2 separate regions of the Homo sapiens genome follow, and region 1 is linked to region 2. A link is an interaction called in ENCODE POLR2A ChIA-PET data of the cell type or tissue named here. Cell type or tissue: PC-3. All regions are shown on one strand. Each heading gives the region's core, and the rest is flanking DNA. Links, peaks and the distances in the headings are about the cores only.

The links. ChIA-PET counts read pairs that join two places held together with the same protein. Peaks named below come from ENCODE experiments on the same cell type or tissue, not always from the same donor. Only the 100,000 strongest peaks of a DNase experiment are listed, where the experiment ranks them.
Region 1: POLR2A ChIA-PET joins it to region 2 with 6 read pairs; 2 of 35 experiments call an interaction of 5 or more read pairs at or near these places.

Annotation. Positions count from the first base shown.
Region 1 is chr14:65,493,966-65,504,660 of GRCh38, forward strand. The region is part of intron 2 of FUT8 (fucosyltransferase 8); the gene reads left to right. Among named protein-coding and RNA genes, the nearest start is that of MIR625, 28 kb to the left of the region's middle. RefSeq lists enhancers at 7,526-7,585, 7,616-7,785. In PC-3, for the core only: a CTCF peak has its summit at 7,577; a DNase peak (open chromatin) is centred at 9,026; H3K27ac peaks cover 503 bases.
Region 2 is chr14:65,340,832-65,351,526 of GRCh38, forward strand. No RefSeq gene overlaps it. Among named protein-coding and RNA genes, the nearest start is that of MIR4708, 11 kb to the left of the region's middle. In PC-3, for the core only: no CTCF peak of the experiment used is centred there; no DNase peak of the experiment used is centred there; H3K27ac peaks cover 692 bases.

The DNA.
Region 1 (10,695 bases), core at 1,905-9,904, 150 kb after region 2:
TATGCTTTGTTAGTCAGGGAGAAAGGAAATTTTGGTTTAGCTGTTGTAATGACTACATTTTATAATACTATATAAACATGCAAGTTTGATCTTTGTATAGTTTAGTAAAAGCTATGGTCATTAGTTTATAGTCCAGTGCTGTCCAATAGAAATGTAGAGTGAACCACACATGTAATTTTTTAACTTTTTGTTAGCTACATTTAAAAAGCAAAAAGAAGCAGTTAAAATTGGTTTCAGTTATTTAACGTAATGTATTCAAAATATTTCAACAACTAATCAATATAAAAATATCAATTAGAGTTTTACATTCTTTTATTCATATTAAGTCTTTGAAATCCATGTGTATTTTACACTTATAGCACATCTCAGTTCAAACTAACCACATTTCATATGGCTACATTTGGCTACTGAATACCTTACCAGACAGTGCATTTACATACTATTAGAAGAGAAAAGGTTTATTGTAGTTGCTATGTTCATAAAAAGTTTCTGATTGAATTACAAGTAGATGGCTTATTCTCCCTCTGTATGTAACAAACAAGGAGTGAAGAGGAATCTGGGGCTGCAAAGCATCGCTCTCCAGTTGTATCCAGAGAATCTACTCAGGAGGGGCAACGTATTTTTTTATTTTTTATTTTTTAAATTTTACTTTAAGTTCTGGGATACATGTGCAGAATGTGCAGGTTCGTTGCATAAGTATACATGTGCCATGGTGGTTTGCTGCACCTATCAACCCATCATCTAGGTTTTAAGCCCCGCATGCATTAGGTATTTGTCTGAGGAATGAAACTATAAACATATTAAATCCTATAAAAAGAAAAAAAAGTAAGGTTCTGAAGGGTTCCAGAATTCAGGAGACGGAAGAGAAAGGATATTTTTTATACTTAAGGAAGTGGGGAGGAAGGTTTACCAAATGTTTAGGTTTCTGCTGATTGAGGCTTTGTTGTATAGTTAGAAGGACTTCCAAGAGACTCCAGAATTTCTGCTATCGTAGTTCTGGGCTCTGGTTTTACCTAAAAACTCAATGCTTTTTCTCTAGATAGAGCTCTGGAGGAGAGGCACACAGTTCTTACTTAGTGTGAAACATGGTGTTTGTTGGTTTAGGGACTTTGTACCTCTTTCTGGAACCTTTCAGAACCTTTTTTTTTCTTTTTATAGGATTTAATATGTTTATAGTTTCATTCCTCAGGCAGGAATTACTGAAGTTTGCTTTTCCCTTAAAAAAAAAAAAAACCCAGTAAATTAAATAATCACATTTAAAAAACTATAGCAAATCTTTTCTAACTATGAAAGTTAAAAAAAGTCATGTATTCTTTGTGAAAAGTTAGGTAATTGAGATACCTGTTTTTACATATTAAATGAACAGGTCTCAAGCAGAGTTTTCACTTTGGCTGCTGCTTCTTGCACTGGGGTTCCTTGGGCAGGAGCACTCTGGTGAATCATCACCTCTGGTTTGGATGTAGTAGTACTGGATATTTTGTTTCTTTTAAGGAGAGTGTGAACAAATGGGAGTTATGTGTTCCTCCGGGGTATGGTCCATTTGTATATTGCTCTTTATCTGTGTATCATATTTTATTTGGCTAAGAGCCTAATTATAATATATTTAATTTTTAAAAATCTTAGCTATTTGTAGGGTTTAAAAAACTAAACAACAGCAATAGGATTTGTATTGCTAATTGAGAGATACCAGGTTAAAATACAAGTTTTCTATATAATTTAGCAGAATAAAACACACTTATCATTTTTCCATTTTCTGAATTTGTAATATGCTAATGTTATCAGTATATAATATTTTTTGCTATGACTAATTGTGTTATATTTGTTGTGAATGTAGTCTTGGTTCAAGTAGGGGTAAGGAGGTATTTTGGAAACCAGTGCTTACCATTTTGGGGATAGGTGGTGGGAATAGACAAGCTAGAAATACACTTGGAAGGAAGAAAACCATTTAGTAGGAACTTGAGATGAGGGGAGAAACAGACATTTTTAGGAAAGTGTAGTGTTTTAAAAAATAAATTTAGACACAAAAAATTAATCATTAGGAACATAATCAGATTTTAGAAAAATTTAAGTAGAAAAAAATCACGTTAAATAGATAACTTTGAAGTAAATACTAATTATGTTTATATTTTGAGGGGAGGAAATAAGTCTCTTAGTTGGCCCCCTTGAGGCTGCCTAGATGTGGAGAACCATAAGACTGAGTTTGTACCATCTTTGAGTTAAAAAGCTAACCCTGAGTGATTTTGGAATAGATTCCTTTAACATATTTTCAGTCATATTCCTTTTAGAATTATTATTACATAGATTTCCTAATTTGTAATTCTCAAGTGCTGTGAAACATTAAACATTTTTAGCAACCTCAACCCATCATAGTCCTATGACTGCCCTTCTTTCACTTTTAGTCATATAGGAACATTTATAAGAGTATCTGATATGGTTAGACTTTGTCTCCTCACCCAAATCTCATCTTGAATTGTAATCCCCATAATCCCCACGTGTCAAGGGAGAGACCTGGTGGGAGGTGACTGGATCATGGGGGTCGTTCCCCCATGCTGTTCTCATGTTAGTGAGTTCTCATGAGATCTGATGGTTTTATACGTGTCTGACAGTTCCTCCTTCACCCACTCGCTCTCTCTTGCCTGCCGCCATGTAAGACATGCCTCTTCCCCTTCTGCCATGATTGTAAGTTTCCTGAGGCCTCCCCAGCCATGCAGAACTGTGAGTCAATTAAACCTCTTTTCTTTATAAATTACCCAATTTTGGGCAGTTCTTCATAGCAGTGTGAGAATGGACTCTGGCCATGATTTTCTTGGTATGACTCAGGAAAATTCTTCTATGGGGTATGGCTGTGGAGTGGTTTTGTGCTTGCTGTTGTTGCCGTGGTGCTTCAGAAAGTTAGCCTAGATTAAAGAGTTCAGGTTTTGGAGTCACATGGGTTGTCTTGAATTCTGTCTCTGACCCTTAACTACCCCTGTGACATTGGGCAAGTTACTAGACCTCAGTTTCCTCAACTGCAAATTGGAAATAATAGCAACCACCTCCTAGGGTTGTGATGAAGTTTAAGGATAAATGCTGCTCTTTTTATTGAGCATTTATTTATTCCAGCCAGACACTGTGTTACATACTTCATATGCAGTATATAATTTAATTTGTATGTGTATATTAGAGTATGTAAAAGTTCATTTCCAACGGTAATATATGTCCAGTAACCGGTTGCTATTACTTTTTCTATATGTTGATTCCTTAATCAGAAGTTGATGTTCCTAAGATGAAAGATGGGAATGGGCATTTTGATCAGATCTGAAGGACTTGTTTGGAAGTTGACAGTGGTTTGAAGGTGAAATATTTACTAGAGTGTGGTTCAAGGATAATCTGCATGGTAATTACCTTGGAAGCTTGTTAAAATGTAGAGTTTTGTGTTTGTCATCTGAAACTCTGAGTCTGAATCAGGATCTCTGGCCGTGGAGCCCAGACCCTGCAGTTTTATAAGCTTAATCATAATTCTTATTCTCTATGAAGTTTTTGAATCATCTTTTTAATTTATTCTTCCCGATGATTAAAAAATGATTCTAATGATTTTTAAATATTTTTATTTGATGTAATGAGCTTTCCATTTTATTGGTAATGGAGGTGGTAAATTTTTTCCATTTAAATGTTTACATATATGTGATTTTTGTATGTTATAAGAGTTTAATGGGTGGTGACATTCATTCAGCTAATGTTTAGTAAATATTAAAATATTAAAATTTATAAAATACAATTTACTTATTTGGAGTATTTTAAAATGAATATATCATTTTATTCAGTTATTCAAACAAAATGATTGTTGAGACTATGAGTAAAATAGTCTCAATTTACTATAAAATATGTCATATTTTACTCAGTTTATAGTCTCCGAATAGGGTGGGAAAGGAGAGCAGATTGAGAATGTGCTGTTATGAAGCTAGGTGGAGAGGGGAAGGGAGCGATTTTCTGCTGCTAACTAGAAGAAAAGCATAACTACAAATAATTTATATAACTAATAAGATTTCAAAGCAGATAGAAATTTTCAGGGAGTTTTGGTCAGAGTCATTTTATTAGTCATATTATTTAATGAAAGAATAATCAGGAATGCTCAGCCTCTGTGTTTTCTACTATTGCTTTGCTCCCTAAGAACGCTCTTTTAGATTTTATCTGTCTATTCTTTTGAGTTTTATCTTTGCCTTCCTGGGAAGTCTCACTCGACTTTTTAGGAAATCAAGTTGTATCCCCACAGTGCTTCACATGACCTTATTTTTTTTAGATTCTTCAAGTAAAATCTTACTCAAAGGAACCAATAAATTGCCTCACGTCATAATTTTAAACTTAAGTGTTTGGAAGACTAATTTCAGTGAGTCTTTGCATTGGTATCTTTAGCCCACAAATCTTTTTGGCTCCAGTATCCACTTTAATAATTCTTATGGGTTAAGTAACTGTATTTTTAATATCTGTAGTTTTGTTCATTATCAGAAACTAGGTCACCAGGGTTTGTTGTGTCATTGTTAATTAAAAAGGTATTGTATGCTTTTTTTTTGGAATGTGCTTGTACTGAATGAAGCCAAAATATGTTAGTAATGCTCTGCTTTAAATACTCATAGAATATAATTTTGCATATTTTAAACTCAATCTATCTGCCAGTACAACAATGTTATTTATCTCTGAGAATTTTGACTATTCTTTCATGCTATTTAGAATTCAATGAATTGTTAAAACTTCTAGTAGGCTTTTTACTGACAGTCTCTGTCTGACTTCTCCTTTACAAGTTTTCCTCAATATTTTCAGAAGTAACATTTGGGTCTTACTGAAATAGGAATTTTTGGTTCTATAGTAGCAGATGGAAACAGTAGACTTTTTTAGAGGTTGGAAGCAGTGGGATACAGAGAAGGAGAAAAATCAGACTAAATTTATGTCATGCCTCTTTCATTGTGAAAAATAATTATAGCCTCATGTACATTACTTTTCTGAGGGTTGTAGTGGTGGTAATGGTTGTGGAAGTAGTAATAGTTGTAGGGATGAATTAAGGAGGCATTGGGTAAGAACGTGTCTCCCAACATAGGATTTCAGTTACTTCCCAAATATAAATAACAGTGGTTATTACCAAAAATTTTTCTTCAAGCGACAGTGATCTCACTGTATGTTGCCCAGGCTGGCCTGAAACTCCTAGGCTCAAGTGATTCTCCTGCCTCAACCTCCCAAGTTGCTGGGACTACAGACACACACACACACCACCATACCTGGCTGAATTTTTTTTTAACCAGAGAAGAGCACACTAATTTTTTCTTTACCCTTATAGCATTTTCATTACCAGTTATTATACTTTCATTCTGAATGATTTCAGAATGTTTGGGGATGGTGTTGATAAACTAGAATTATTTTGTGGTTAAGTAGAGGCCCTCAAACAGAGTACAGCTCAAGTCTCAGGTTTACCACTTTTTTTTTTAAGTAGTACATGGGGCAAATTATTTAATATCTTATTTTGCCATAACTAATTATTAATAAATATCTACTTTATAGGTGTGTTGATGATTAAATCAATTTGTAAAGAATAATGGGCTGGGTGCAGTGGCTTGTGCCTGTAATCCCAACACTTTGGGAGGCCGAGGTGGGAGGATTACTTGAGCCTAGGAGTTCGAGATAATTCTGAGCAACAAGCGAGGCCTCATATGTATAAAAAATGAAAAACTTAGGCTGGTGCGGTGGTGTGTGCCTGTAGTCTCAGCTACATGGGAGGCTGAGGCAGGAGGATTGCTTGAGTCCATCGAGGTCTATCCAGGCTGCAGTGATCTGTGATTGTACCATTGCACTCCAGCCTGAGCAACACAGCAAGACCCTGTCTCAAAAAAAAAAAAAAAATGCCAGCAAATAGTATGTGTTGAATATTTAGTTATAAGTATTATTCACTCTCTAAAATAGTCTTCTTAGTAAACTCTAATTGACCTTAGGGTAAAAAAATTTTTATATTTAAAAGCTCAGAAAAATTCAGCTTAGTTATTTTTAGGCTGGTGTTTGGTCTCACATACACACTTAACGCCCCTTTCAAACTGTTATGGAACAATGTTTTTCAAACTTTAATGTGCATATGGGATTGTGTAGGGATCATAATAACATGTAGATTCTTATTCAGTAGTTTTGGAATAGGATGAGATGTTACCTTTCCAACAAGCTCCTGTTGGTAATCTGGATGTAGCTCATTCTTATAACACACTTTGAGTAGCACAGTTATGCAGTGTTCCATTAAGTGGTTCTCATTCCTGCTTTCAGTATATTATAAACACTTAGATATTTTTTGTTCTTTATGCCTTGGCTCTGTGTCATACCAGTTAAATTAGAGCTTTGCCTTTGGGGTTCTGGGCATCATCGTCGTCATCATTGTCGTCATCATCATCATCATTTTTTCTTTCGGTAAAAATATCCTGGATCATTCTCTTGTGAAACTAGCATTAAGAGCCACCACTTTAGTTATCTGAAGGAGAGTCATAAGCTAAGAAGCTACATTTTAGGTCTTCTCTTACTTTGTTGTCTTCCATTTTAAGCTCATTTCCTCTGTAGAGATGATGGTGGACAGCTGGTTAGAACTCTTAAACTGGAAGGCAGTTAATATGTTGGCCTGAAGTTTTCTTTTCGCTAGACTAAAAGGTTTGACTGTTGAACCTTTCTTTATGGATCCTATTTCCTATCCCTTTTCATCATTTGTATAGTCTTCTTTGGACTTTCCCTAATTTCTCAATAGTCTCCTTAAAGTGTAATAACCCAAACTAGATACAAAACTGCTGTAACAAAACTGAACAATGGCAGAGGCAGAAGAATATAGATCTAAAAATCTGTGGTTTTCATTAGCGTTGAAAACTTGTATTTGCTTCAGACTTTTTATTGGCCTTTTCTTTATGTTTTTCAGGGTTAAAATGTGTTTTATGCCATGATATTTGTTTCAATATATTCCTTTCTTAGGTTATGCTTCTTCTTTCTTCCTCAACTGTGCTTCTTGTATCCATTTCCCATCTTGCACCTATTTTGGAGGAGAGGCAGTAAATATTTTCTTATGGACTTACCATGTTTGGGAAGACCGTTTTCCAAAGCGATCAAGATCATGTTAAATTTTATTCCATCTAGCCATGATGGCTCAGTTAGGATCAGGTCAGGAAAACAGTCCACACTAAATACTCGAGGCAGGAGGATTTCTTGAGACCAGGAGTTTGAGACCAGCCTGGGTAACATAGTAAGACCTGTCTCTACAGAATTACAAACAAAAACAAAAAATTTCAGCCCAGAAAATTTAATACAGGGAAGGGATTATACAGGTATTGGAGGGCTGAAAAAGCAAACAGGGAACACTGGGGTAACACAGAGACAATATTTGCAGGAATTAGCCACTATTCATATGGTTGAGGGGGAAATAAGAACTTGGAGTTGGGACCTCATAGAATTGGGGTTCAAAACCTCTGGAGGGGGTACTTCCTGACAGCTGTTGGTATGTCTGAGGGGAATTTCTGAGAGTGCCAGAAAAAGCTGGTGGTTATCACTGCTACTGCTGGGGTGGAGGATCTATGCTGGGCAATGCTGACTGGAAAAAGCATGTACTGCATTCTCCCTCTAGTGTCCTTATTGGCAGTGTGAGGAAGCTAGCTGCAGAAGAGAAAAGTAGTTTTCAGAGTTTTATTTTCAGTATTACAAAGATGAGTATTAAAGGGTAGATTTGGATCTGAGAGAAAATAGCTGAATAACCAGTATATATAGCCTTCTCTTCTGGTCAAAGGAGGCCATAGGCCTTTGGTCTCTTGGTCTCTTTTCCTAGCTACTTGGACCCCAGACCCAGATATTCTTAATGCTGAGGGTTTGGAAGGAAAGTTGTTATTATTATTTAAAAAATTAATTTGTTTAGTTAATGTGATGGGGGAGGGGGCATGAGACGGGTCTACTTTGTCTTTTCTTTTCTTTCTTTTTTTTTTTTGAGACAGTGTCTTGCTCTGATGCCCAGGCTGGAATATAGTGGTGTAATCTTGGCTCTCTGTAGTCCCGAGCTCCCAAACTCAAGCAGTCCTCTCACCTCAGCCACCCAAGTAGCTGGGACTACAGGCACCTGCCACCACACCCAGCTAATTTTTGTATTTTTTGTAGAGACGAGGTTTTGCTATGTTGGCCAGGCTGGTCTCGAACTCCTGGCCTCGAGTGATTCACCCATGTTGGCCTCCAAGTGGTCTGGGATTACAGGTGTGAGCCACCATGCCTGGCTGGGTCCACTTATTTATTGTTATTTTTTTTTTTGAGACAGAATCTCACTCTGTCACTCAGGCTGGGGTGCAGTGGTGGGATCTCAGCTCACTGCAATCTCCACCCCCCAGGTTCAAGTGATTCTCCTGCCTCAGCCTCCCGAGTAGCTGGGATTATAGGCACCCACCACCATGCCTGGCTAATTTTTGTCTTTTTAGTAGAGACAGGGTTTCACCATGTTGCCCAGGCTGGTCTCGAACTCCAGACCTCAAGTGATCTGTCCGCCTTAGGCTCCCATAGTGCTGGGATTACAGGTGTGAGCCACCGTGCCCGGCCCGGGTCCACTTATTCTGAGATAATTCTGTTACAGCTTTTTTTGGTAACTTACATTTAATCATTAGATACTCCTTCTTTGCCTCTTGAGGTATTTCTGTTTTTTAAAAGCCCTTATTTAAAATGTAAAATAAATAATGGTAAAAGTAATGATGTTACCCATAAACAAAGTTTTAAAATTGGTTGCTTATTAGCCAAACAGTGGTCTGCAGTGGTAACCAACCTCTGAAAAGATTATGCCTTTTTTACTCATTCAAAAATTCCCCCTCCTGCAGAGCTTCTTCAATTTTAATGTGTATATGAATCAGTTGAGGATCTTGGTAAAATACTGATTCTGATTCAATATGTCCCTGGGTAAGGCCTGAGATTGTGCATTTCTAACAAGCTCCCAGGGGAGGCTGGAGCTACTGGTCCCTAGACCAGACTTTTTTAACTCCCTTCCCTCCCTTGAGAACTACTGGTTTGGCTTAGATCCAGTGTTGGACTTGGATGGTTGAGTGGTGAGTGATCATAAAGTAAGAGTTTCTATTGTAAGCCTGCCCGTCTAGAAATATTTTGAGCAATTTTAGTAGAGCTATTTATAGCTGTTTCTTTCCAGGTAGGATCAGAGAAATATATGCTTCTGAATAGGTTAAATTTTCTTCCATAATATAATGCTGCCCTGAATGCAGAAATGTGCCTATCACTTGTAATTTTCCTGGAAGGCGTGAGACTGCTTGGTAATTGTGTACATATTTAAGGGAAACTGAGTAATGGAGGACAGAATAGAACAATTAACAAATTCATGCATCAGATAACTTGCTTTCATTAAAGCCATTGTTACTCTTATTTATTGATTGTTCCTGATGATAGGACATCTGCAGATTTCAAAAAGTGTGTTTAGTGTGAATTTCATACTGATGGCATTTCTCTGCTTTTGACAGTTTCATATACTTAAACTTGTCATTAAAACACAGCATCTTGCCTTGAGCCAAATGAAACTTTGAATAGAGCCCAAATTTATGAAATTGTTAATTTCTCTTTACATCTAGATTTTACTTTCAGTAATTTCTATCTGCTAACACAAATAGAAAGGTAATCTTTCATTTGGTTGCCATCCTTCAAGAGCCTCTCTCTGCCCTTCCCTCCCTGCCTTCCTGGATCTTTCCTTTTGTCTTTACAGACCTAGATTTTGAAAGGTTCTAGGTTCCTTTTGTCTGTTGATACTATGTGAATGTTATCCTTAAGTTTTTAATTCAGGCTACAACTAGACAGATAATGTGTCTCACAATTAGCTGGGGTGAGAGAGTTAAAATGGAAGTTAAGGATTCAGGGGATTCCTACAGATGGGTGAAGAAAAAAGCTCAATGTTAGGATCCTTAACAAAGCATTTTGATTGGCATATGGAGACCTTTGCGTGAACACAAATGTTCATATTTGAATATTTATAGAAGATAATCTGTCAAAATTACTGTTATTTTAATTTGCCAAGCTTGGCTGATTGCCGCAGTTGGATGTTAGTTGAATTCAAGTTGAAGAGTTGTAAATATGTTCTGGTGTGGGACATGCTTTTTGTCCTTGAAGCTGTTTGAATTTCTTACTTCTCCCACCTACACCCCCTTCTTTAAAACTGCGAGGCTTTTTTGTATTAGTTGAACTTTCATGTTCTTTTTTAGGAAAAAATATTAAAGTAGGATGTTAACTGTATGGATTAAAAATTTTTTTTAACTAAATTTGTTGACATTTGGTGATCAGGAATTGTTTAAATAATTTTAACTATTTGTCCAATCTTTGCTTCAAAGGACCTGTTCCTGGAGACTCAAATGTAGGGATATATATCTTATTTGAATGGTTTTGTGTGGGATATGTTTCACATTAACAGCAAAGAAAATGTAGACTTCTAGATAATTGATGTTTCCCCTTTCTTTTATCTCACTTGAACAGCTAATAATTTTAGTGACCCAGATTCAAGCAATAATACCTGTCTTCATAATTGTCATGTGGTTTTGTCAGCTTCTTATATTCTAGGGGAAGGAAGATAAGACTTTTTTAAATATATTGAAATAACTTGGTTAATAAATACTTTTTTTCTCTTTTTAGAAGCCAGGAACCTGTTCTCTTTCCATAGTGTCTCCTCACTCAGAAAACGTTGTGTTCTCC
Region 2 (10,695 bases), core at 924-8,923:
CCACCATGCCTGGCTAATTTTTTGTATTTTTAGTAGAGATGGGGTTTTGCCTTGTTGGCCAGGCTGGTCTTGAGCTCCTGACCTCGTGATCGCCCGCCTTGGTGTCCCAAAGTGCTGGGATTACAGGCGTGAGCCACCGCGCCCGGCCTGTCTATTCTTAAATCAAGACTTCAATACAGGAAGCCAGGTGTGGTGGCTCATGCCTGTAATTCCAGCACTTTTAGGGGCTAAGGTGGGAGATTACTTGAGGCCAGGAATTCAAGACCAGGTTGGGTAACAGTGAGACCCCATCTCTAAAAAGAAAAAACTTCAATATTTTATTTTTTTTATAGGTTTTTACTTTTGATAGATCTCGTTCACCCTCTTTCATTCCCTTCTGCAACAGATTTTCTTTCTTTTTTTTTCTTTTGAGTCAAGGTCTCTCTCTGTTATCCAGGCTGGAGTGCATTGTGCAACCATGGCTCACTGCAGCCTCGAACTTCTGGCCTCAAGCAATCCTCTCACCTTGGCCTCCCAAAGTGCTGGGATTACAGGTGTGAGTCACTGTGCCAGGCCTGTTTTCTTTCTTGCCTGTTTAGAATTTTCCTTTTATTCCTTTCTTTTGTCATATGTTTAAAAACATCCTTCTGGGATTTTTACCAAGATTCTGCTAAATATGTAACTTAAATTGTAGGAAACACATATTTATATAATATTTAGGTTTCCCATCTAGGAACTTCTATTTTTCCATTCATTCACATCTTTTCAGACAACATAGAAGTTTTTTTTTTTTTTTTTTTGAGACAGAGTTTTGCTCTAGTTGTCCAGGATGGAGTGCAATGGTACGATCTCAGCTCACCACAACCTCTGCCTCCTGGGTTCAAGCCATTCTCCTGCCTCAGCCTCCTGAGTAGCTGGGATTACAGGCATGCACCACCACGCCCAGCTAATTTTGTATTTTTAGTAGAGATGGGATTTCTCCATGTTGGTCAGGCTGGTCTTGAACTCCTGACCTCAGGTGATCTGTCCGCCTTGGCCTCCCAAAGTGCTGGGATTACAGGCGTGAGCCACCATGCCCGGCCATCACATAGAAGGTTTTATAGATTTCTTTATAAAGAAATGTATGTATATACATATATTTTGCATACATACATTGTATCTTAGACTGGGTGCCATAGAAACGGACTCTGAGATGGAGAGTTGTCTACAGAGGGTGTTTTACAGAAGACACACCTGTAGCAAGATGGCCTGCAATGGAGCTGCAACTGGGAACTTAGCTGATTCCAAGGTGGGAGGTAGTGGTGGGGATTGGGGGAGATCCTCTGAAACTGGAATGGGACTTTGAAGTTTAGCAGTTTACAATTAAAATACAATCTTTGAGTGGACTAGGATGCTCAAGTCAGCCTGATCATTATATGTTCTCTTCTTAGATAAACCTCAGAGACAGCCAGGTTATCCAGAGATGCTTAAGAAACATGAAATCAGACCAAGGAGTGAGCTAATTTCAAGAATTATCTCCCAGCTAAGGCAGCTTATGGCTAAGTCTGGAAGTATACATGGAAGTCTGCTTGGCAAAGAGATTCCTCCCCACTTAGCCATGTTTAGGGGGAACTGATGTGTTTGCCTGATTGACTAATTCCCCCACATGCACTAGGTCTTTTTCCAACTAGGGTTCAAGTTTCCGTTTGAGGCATTACTGTTACATTCTTCTTCTGCCTCTCAGAAATTATTCCCAGAACACCAGGACTGGAATACTTCTCTTCTTAATCTCTTCAGTCACAAATTACAATCTTTATATTTACCTTCAAATATGTAGCTGATCACATTTGTGGTATGAGGATCTTACTAATTTAATTTTGAGATTAATTTTCTGTCTAGTTTTTTTTAGAGGCAACTTATTGTGATCTCTAAGGATTGACAATGGCTTCTACAAAAATCATAATTTAATATGATGTCCAATATTAGGTACTCTTTATTAAGAAGACTCATTCTAGCTCTACTAGCCCTTAAAAATGAATGTATATTGAATATTAAATGCCATTTTTGCATTTATAGAAAAAATCAAACGATTTCTTTTGAGCTTAATAGGTTGTGATATTTCCAATTAAGATATCCTTTTATTTGGGGAATTAAGTCCTCCTTCTGTTAATGAATTATTTTGAATACGCAATGTACGTACATGGCACAAAATTCAGAAGGTATGTATAGGTATCTGGTGGAAGTCAGTCTCCCTTCCTCCCCTGACTTCCATCCACTTAATTCCTTTCCTTGGGGCAGCTGATGCTATCAGTTTCTTGCGATTATTCCAAATGTGTCTTATGTATTTTCAAATATTCTTCCCTGTATACATAAATAGTAGCATACCAGCTTGAACCCAGGAGGCAGAGGTTGCAGTGAGCTGAGATCAGGCCACTGCACTCCAGCCTGGGCAACAGAGTGAAACTATGTATCAAAAAAAAAAAAAACATTAGTAGCATACCATTCTGTACTATTTAACATATTGCTTTTCTTGATTAATAATATTTATTTGATATAGTTCCATATTAATAGGTATAGAATTTTTTCATTCCTTTTAATGGTGGCATATAATTCAATATGAATGTAATAATTTATCACTCCCTTATTAATGAACAATTAAATAGTTGTTAGCCAATTTGCTTTTACAAACAATGCTGTAGCTAGCATCCTTGTGCAGGTCATTTTCCATACATGCAACTATATCTGTAGGATAAATACCTAAAACTGGAATTGTCGGGTCAAGTTCATTTTTGGTTTGAAAGTTATTGCCAAATTCCTGGCCATAGATTTATGCCATTTACCATCCCCTCAGCAACAAATGGGTGTGCTGGTTTCTTCTTGACAATATTGGATATGATGAAGCTTTTTGATCTTAGTCAATCTGGAGTTGAAAAATGACATCTCATTGTAGTTTCAAAGTGCTTTTATCTTTAATAGTGTGGTCAAGTTTTTCTTATGTTTACCAGCCATTTGTATCTCATGTTGAAGCTAAAGTTTGTAGTATAGTATGATTTGGCCTCTGGACCTCAATTTTTGTGTTGCAGAACCCAGAACATGCCTTTTCCATCTCTATAGCTTTTGCATTCATTTAATTATTATTATTTTAAGAGATGGGTCTCACTATGTTGTCCAGGCTGGCCTAGAACTCCTCAGCTGAAGTGATCCTCCTGCCTCAGCCTCCCAAATAGCTGGTAATATAGGTACACTCAACTGTGCCCAGTTCGTTTAAGTTCATTTTGACTGCAAGTAACACAAAACCCTGACTCAACTGACTTTTACGATGAGGAAAATCAATTAGCTTACATGATGACATCATGTCATGGGATAGAGTAGCTCTAGGGTTGGTTAATTCAGCTACTCAACAAAGTCATTGAAGTCCCTGGTTTTTCTGTCTTTCTGGTTTGCCACCCTCCAGGTAGATTATCTCATGGTCACGAAATGACCACATTACAGCCAGGAATTTCACTGACACAGTAAAGTATCTAGCTGAAGGAAACAAACTGTTTCTTTCTTTCTTTTTTTTTTTTTGAGATGGAGTCTCGCTCCATTGCCCAGGCTGGAGTCCAATGGTGCAATCTCGACTCACTGCAGCCTCCGCCTCCTGGGTTCAAGCGATTCTCCTGCCTCAGCTTCCAGAGTAGCTGGGATTACAGGTGCCTGCTACCATGCCCAGCTAATTTTTGTATTTTTATAGAGACAGGGTTTCACCATGCTGGCCAGGCTTATCTCAAACTCCCGACCTCAGGTGATCGGCCCGCCTCGGCCTCCCAAAGGTCTGGGATTGCAGGCGTGAGCCACCGTGCCCGGCCAAAACAGACTCTTTCTTACCATGAGTCTCTTTAAGAACAAGGAAACCTTTTCCCAAGCCTGTTCCTGGAAGTTCTTTCCCTGGAAGTTCTTTCCTGAAATTTCGTTGGCCAGACTCGGGTCTTATTATACTCATTCCTAAACCAATAATTGGCAAGGATCCTGGGATCGTGATGATTGGCTTATGTTAGTCAGGAATTCCCCCTAAATTATATAAGTAGTAGTAGACACTCTCTCTCCATGCCTTCCCAAAATAATTGACATACTGCAAGGAACACAGGGATTGGTTATGGGACAGACAATCAACTGTGACTGCCACAGCATTGCACATGCGATTCCTTTTGCCTGAAACCTCTGTCCTCCATTTATTTTCCCACCTAACTTACAACCTTTCAAGTCTAGGCTCTGAGTAGCTCCAAGGAAATCATCTTTATGCCCTCTAGGTTGGGTAGATAACTTCCTTCTACTCCCTGGCAGCCTGTGCTACCCTCATCACACTGCACTGTAGGCTTCACTTGTCAGCCTCCCACCATTCCCCAGCTCCTTGAGGGCAGGGCCTGGGTCCCATATTTTTCTGTATCTCTAGCCACTAGGACAGTGCACAGCACTGGGCAGACACTGAAAGAAATCTATTTGCTAGTATTTTATTTTGAAATTTCAAGTCTAGATTCACAACAGAGATCCATTTCCAGGCTTTTCTTTTGTGTGCGCATGTGTGAATGATTTGTTTGTTGGGATTTGGAATTAGGATGATCTTTTCCACATAAACCAAACTGGAGAGTTTCCAGAACAAGTTGTTTAACTTGTGGATTATTGGTTCCTTAAAAGCCCAGAGGCTCAACACATATTTCCTGAACACGGACTATGTGTTGGGGCACTGTATAAGTTGGCACTTTATACAAGAGTAGTATGAGAGCTTGTCTCTGAATGCATAGTTTATGCTTTAAGGCAGCATTTTTCAATTGTGGGTAATGAAATCAATTTCGTGGGTCAAAACCATCATTAAAAGGGGAAAAAAGAATTCAATGGAGTAGAACAAAATATATCAGAGTATATTACTTTTGCTAAAACTTTTGACCCAGTTGTGTGTGTGTGTGTGTGTGTGTGTGTGTGTGTGCGCGCGCGCGCATGTGATGTACCAGATCAAGATATAAAATGTACTTTTACAAATGGGTCACATTTGTAAAAGTTTAAAGCCATTGCTCTAAGGGTCAGTATATTTTCTTTTCTTTCTTTCTTTTTTTTTTTTTTGGAGACAGAGTCTCGCTCTGTCACCCAGGCTGGAGTGCACTGGCGTGATTTTGGCTCATTGCAAGCTCCGCCTCCCAGGTTCACGCCATTCTCCTGCCTCAGCCTCCCGAGTAGCTGGGACTACAGGCGCCCACCACCACACCTGGCTAATTTTTTGTATATTCAGTAGAGACGGGGTTTCACCGTGTTAGCCAGGATGGTCTCGATCTCCTGACCTTGTGATCCGCCCGCCTCAGCCTCCCAAAGTGCTGCGATTACAGGCGTGAGCCACCGCACCCAGCCTAGTATATTTTCTTTGCTCTTTCTCTTTGGAGTTTTTTTTTTTTTTGAGACAGAGTCTTGCTCTGTCTTCTAGGCTGGAGTACAGTAGCACAAACTCAGCTCACTGCAACCTCTGCCTCCTAGGTTCAAGCAATCCTCTCACCTCAGCCTCTCGAGTAGCTGGGACTACAGGCGCCCACCACTACGCCCAGCTATTTTTTGTATTTTTAGTAGACATGGGGTTTTGCCACATTGGCCAGGCTGGTCTCAAACTCCTGACCTCAAGTGATCTGCCTGCCTTGGCCTCCCGAAGTGCTGGGATTACAGGCATAAGCCACCGCACCCAGCCCGAGTATGTTTTCTTTTAACTCGCAATGTCTGGGCTCTATGAAAAGAGGGAAAGACAAGGATTTGAGATTCTGTCTCCCACACTACACTCCTGCCCTGCCAGCCCCCACCCTTGGATTTGTTAGCCTGGCATAGACTTTAGAGTCAGGGGGCAGAAGTCAATTCTCAGGTCCAGGACCTACGAACTCAGCAGCCTTGAGCAAGTCACTGGACCATTCAGAACATCTGTTTCTCTCTTGTGGAATGGAGATAATAATACCTGTTTCACAAGGCAATTAAGAGGATCGAGTGAAATATGTGAAAATATTGTTTAGTAAACTCCCTTTAGGTCCTCAGAGAAGAAAAGCAAACTTCATCTGTAGGTTAAAAAACATCCTGTCTCCTGTGAAGAGGGGAATGGCTTCACAGAGAAAGTTGACGGGATGCTAACACCCACAGGCTGCAGATATTTAAATCAAAAAAGGGGAAAAATCAATGGGAAAAGGTCAGGACTCTCTCATTTTTCTAACGAGCAGTTATTTTTTATTTCTCCATGGAGTGCACTGTCACGGGGAGGCTGGAAGTGCTGACAGTGCACGCTGCTGAGTCAGGGGAGGGGAGACGTTGCTGACACTGTTCCCTTTTCATAAACTTAGCAGGAAGGACCAGCCAGTGGACTCTGTCCTCCCTTTCACCCTTGGCAGGGGGTGCAGTGGGGGTCACCCAGCTTGGTGATCACTCAGGTTAGGAACTGTGGTTGAAGGTTGAGGAGAAATAGGGTGGGGGTGACAGCTCACAGCAAGCCAGTCAGAGCAGTGGGTCCATCGTGAGGGTCAAACCTCACACTTCCGAAATTCTCTCTTATATGGCAGTCTCTGAGCAATGGTCACAGTGGAGAAGTTGGGCCCAGGCTGTGCCATGGTTCATTTTCTCTAGCTACAGGTAGCCTACCTCCCTTGCAAATGCTCTGTAGGCTTCATAGCCTGGGTTCTCCTGTTGTCAGCTGTATTAACAGGGAGTCATAGATGGGCTTCCTTAAATAAAAAGTTATCTTTACTTATTTGTCGTTATCCTCGAATTGCTGAGACTTTTTTTTTTTTTTTTTTTGAGACAGAGTCTCACTCCAGGATGGAGTGCAGTGGCACAATTGTGGCCCACTGCAGCCTCGACCTCCTGAGCTCACATGATCCTCCCACCTCAGCCTCCCGAGTAGCTGGGAATACAATGTGTACCACCTTGCCCGGCAACTTTTTGGTTTTGGTTGTTATTTATTTATTTATTTATTTATTTTGGTAGAGATGAGGTCTTGCAATATTGTCTGGGCTGGTCTTGAACTCCTGGCTTCAAGCAATCCTGCAGCCTTGGCTACCCAAAGTGCTGGGATTACAGGGATGAGCCACCATGCCCGGCCGAATTGCTGGGATTTGGAAGAAAGACTTTGTAGGGGATCCTCCCCTACACACACACACACACACACACACACACACACACACACCCCTTGAGACAAGACGAGGAAATGAGAAGCTGGCTCACCTTGGCAGGCAGGCAGAGCAGCGGAGGTTGCTACCTACCTGGGCTGGGACTTGTCCTTAAGGGACATCCTAAGGGAATGCAGAATAAGAGGAAGAGGTAATTCCCAGTGTTTCAGGTGAAGACTAGGGATCCCCCCAAACCCAGTGGTTCTTCAGTTGGTTGGTTGGTTTTTTTTCCAGACACTCTGTCCTTAGGGAGTCACATCCGGGATCATGGCAGTTCACACCCTGTTCTTTAACACACTTCAAATCTGCCTTGGCCCCAAGGGTGCCAGCGTTCCCCAGTGTGCTCAGTAGAAGGAGATTGTGAAACAGGCAGGGGGGTCATACTCACACCCATACAGGGCAGAAGAAAGCCCTGGGCCATGTGTGAACAGCTGCTGCTCCATCTCCCCAGCACAGCTGGGCACATCTGTCTGCCAACACTCATCTCTAGTTGTGCTATCTTGAAGGTCAGTGGTGATCTTTTAGTCATCAATTCCAGTGACCTTTACTCAGGCCTCATCTTCCAACCGACCAGCTCTTCTTTCTGAAATGCCCACCCGAGTGAGCTAGTTCTTTCCCTACTCCTGTCACAACTCTTACTTGGGTTCTTCTTTCTCTTTTTCTGCATTTTATGTCTTTCTCAAACCTCTGTCTTTAGCCCTTTTCTTTCTCTGCCATCTCTCTCTCTCTAGGAAACTTCGGTTTCTTTTGCGACACGAAGTAGTATCTTGTCAAGACTTTATTTTTGTCAAGTAACAGTACCTACTCCAACTAGCTTAGGCAAAGAAGGGGTCTTCAGGGCCCAGTAGAGAAGTGTGGGTACTCTGGGCAGGGGCTGAAGCCAGGACAGGTAGCATTTGCCGAAGCACTGGTTTCTGCACTCTGTGTGTCTGCTCAGATCTGCTTCCTAGATAATCTCTATCTCTTCCTCCTCTCCTCTCCGGGGCCACCATTTTACCTGGAGCTTTCATGACCTCTTTAGTGATTTCCCTACTGTTGGGTGTATCTTCCATCTAAGCTATCTTATTTCACTGGCTGTGCCCTCTGCCTATGGTCCCATGTTTTAGAGGATCCCATGCTTTAGAGGGCCTCACTCTGGCCCACTTTGGCTATACCTCTCATGGCGGAAAGAACCCACCAATGGGATGTTCCCACTCAGAGCCCATATTCCCCTTCTAGAGCCTAATTCCTGGGCCTGGGCCACTTCTGCAGGTACACTTCCCCAAGGACAGACTGTACCACTAATGTACTTATTCCTAGGCATGAAAGGTGTGCAATAAGTGTGATGAGGTAAGAGTGGGAATGTGGATGGAGCTTGGTCATGTCTACGTGAATGTACTCAAGGCCCTTTGTCATGTGGGACAGTGCCTGGGCTAGGAAGATAAGTGGGGGGTGGGTCAGGGGCCAGCTCTTTCCATTCCACTATGTCCCCGCATGGAGCTCTGAGAAGTTCAAGAATTCCATATTTGAACCTGGCCTTCCAGATTAGCCCGTTTCTTTCTCTTTTTCAAGGGCTGTATATTTGTATCTGTGTGTATATTTTGTGTTTATGAGGGGATATTTGTCAGTATAGGGGAATTGAAATATTTTATTTATCCGTTTGTTAGTGTAATTTACAACTTTTATATATGTAGTATGTGGACTTCCATCTGCACTCGTGCCCAAGGCCCCGCAAATCTTAGCGGCAAGTCTGTATTTTATTACGGCCAGACTTGTAAAGAATTATATTCCCCAAACAAAGCTCTATGTAATCAACTGCTTGATGATAACCACTACTACATACTGGGAAGTAAGAGGCTCTGGCTGTTCATTCCTTTGGATGAAAATAACAGTCAAGTGGGACCTGCCTTTCACTAGAAAAAGGGTCAGGCTGGGCTAGAGCTGGTGAAAACTCGCTGGGGAAGACCAGCCTGGCCAACATGGCAAAACCCTGTCTCTATTAAAATTAAAAAAATTAGCCGGGCATGGTGGTGCACACCTGTAATCCCAGCTGCTCAGCAGGCTGAGGCAGGAGAATCGCTTGAACCTGGGAGGAGAAGGTTGCAGTGAGCTGAGATTGTGCCACTGCACTACAGCCTGGACAAAGAGCAAGAGTCTGTCTCAAAAAAAAAAAAGAAGTAGCCAGTCTGAAGTTGCTGAGGAGAATGAGGAGAACAGGTCACACATCATCAATGTAAAGGAGACTTCATTCCTAAGGTCACTTTTTGCCTCTGTTTCAGATTTTCCTATAGTTCCCATGTGCTGGAACTCATCCCAGCCCAATTCACGTAAGACCCTTCTAGGGTGCGGGAGCAGACCACAGGAACCTGGCTTAGTACTTAGCATTACTTAGCAACAGCTTCTAAGGAGCAACGCAGGACAATAATGAGCATACAGTGTGGATAATCAATCTTCTATTGATATCTTTAAGGGGAAAAATTAGGGGGATAATCCATTTGGACCAGGAAGAAGTATAAGTGGGTAGGACTGGAAGTCGGAGGAGGTAAACTAGGGCAAGATGAAGTTCCATAACGTTCTCCACACTTCGGAAGTTGAGTCAGGTGCTTGTGCTGGGAGAGAGGACCGAATCCAGGATAAAGCTTCTGTTCAGCACAGCTCCATCTGCCAATGCAGATAACTTGGGATATTTTCATGCCAGATGTGCAAGGATCAAGAGATTCACAGAAAAGTTGTTGAGCTTGAGAGACAAAGAGGTAATTTTTAAAATAGGGAATATGGAGGAATGTATATTCTAGGAAAAGCCTTGAGTATAAAACTTTTAAAGTTTTTCTTTTTTTTTTTTTTTTTTGAGACGGAGTCTCGCTCTATCGCCCAGGCTGGAGTGCAGTGGCGCGGTTTTGGCTCACTATAAGCTCCGCCTCCCGGGTTCACGCCATTCTCCTGCCTCAGCCTCCCAAGTAGCTGGGATTATAGGCGCCCCCACTACGCCCAGCTAATTTTTTGTATTTTTTAGTAGAGACGGGGTTTCACCATGTTAGCCAGGATGGAATCCATCTCCTGACCTCGTGATCCACCCGCCTCGGCCTCCCAAAGTGCTGGGATTACAGAGATGAGCCACGATGCACGGCCTAAAGTTATATATATATATATATATATACACATACACACACATACACATACACACACACACACATATATATATGTGATTTAAATATATAGATAGATATACATATGTAACTTTTTTTCTCTTGAGACAGAGTCTCACTCTGTCACCCAGGCTAGGTGCAGTGGCGCGATCTTTGCTCACTGCAACCTCCACTTCTCGGGTTCAAGTAAGTCTCCTGCCTCAGTCTCCTGAGTAGCTGGGATTACAGGCATGCGCCACCACGCCTGGCTAATTTTTGTATTTTTAGTAGAGGCAGGGTTTTGCCATGTTGGTCAGGCTGGTCTTGAACTTCCGACTTCAGGTGATCCACCCGCCTCGGCCTCCAAAAGTGCTGGGATTACAGGTGTGAGCCACTGTGCCTGGCCCATATTTAACTTTTTAAGTTAAATAACGTACACAGCTTTCCTGGACTTCAAAACCTGGTGTTAA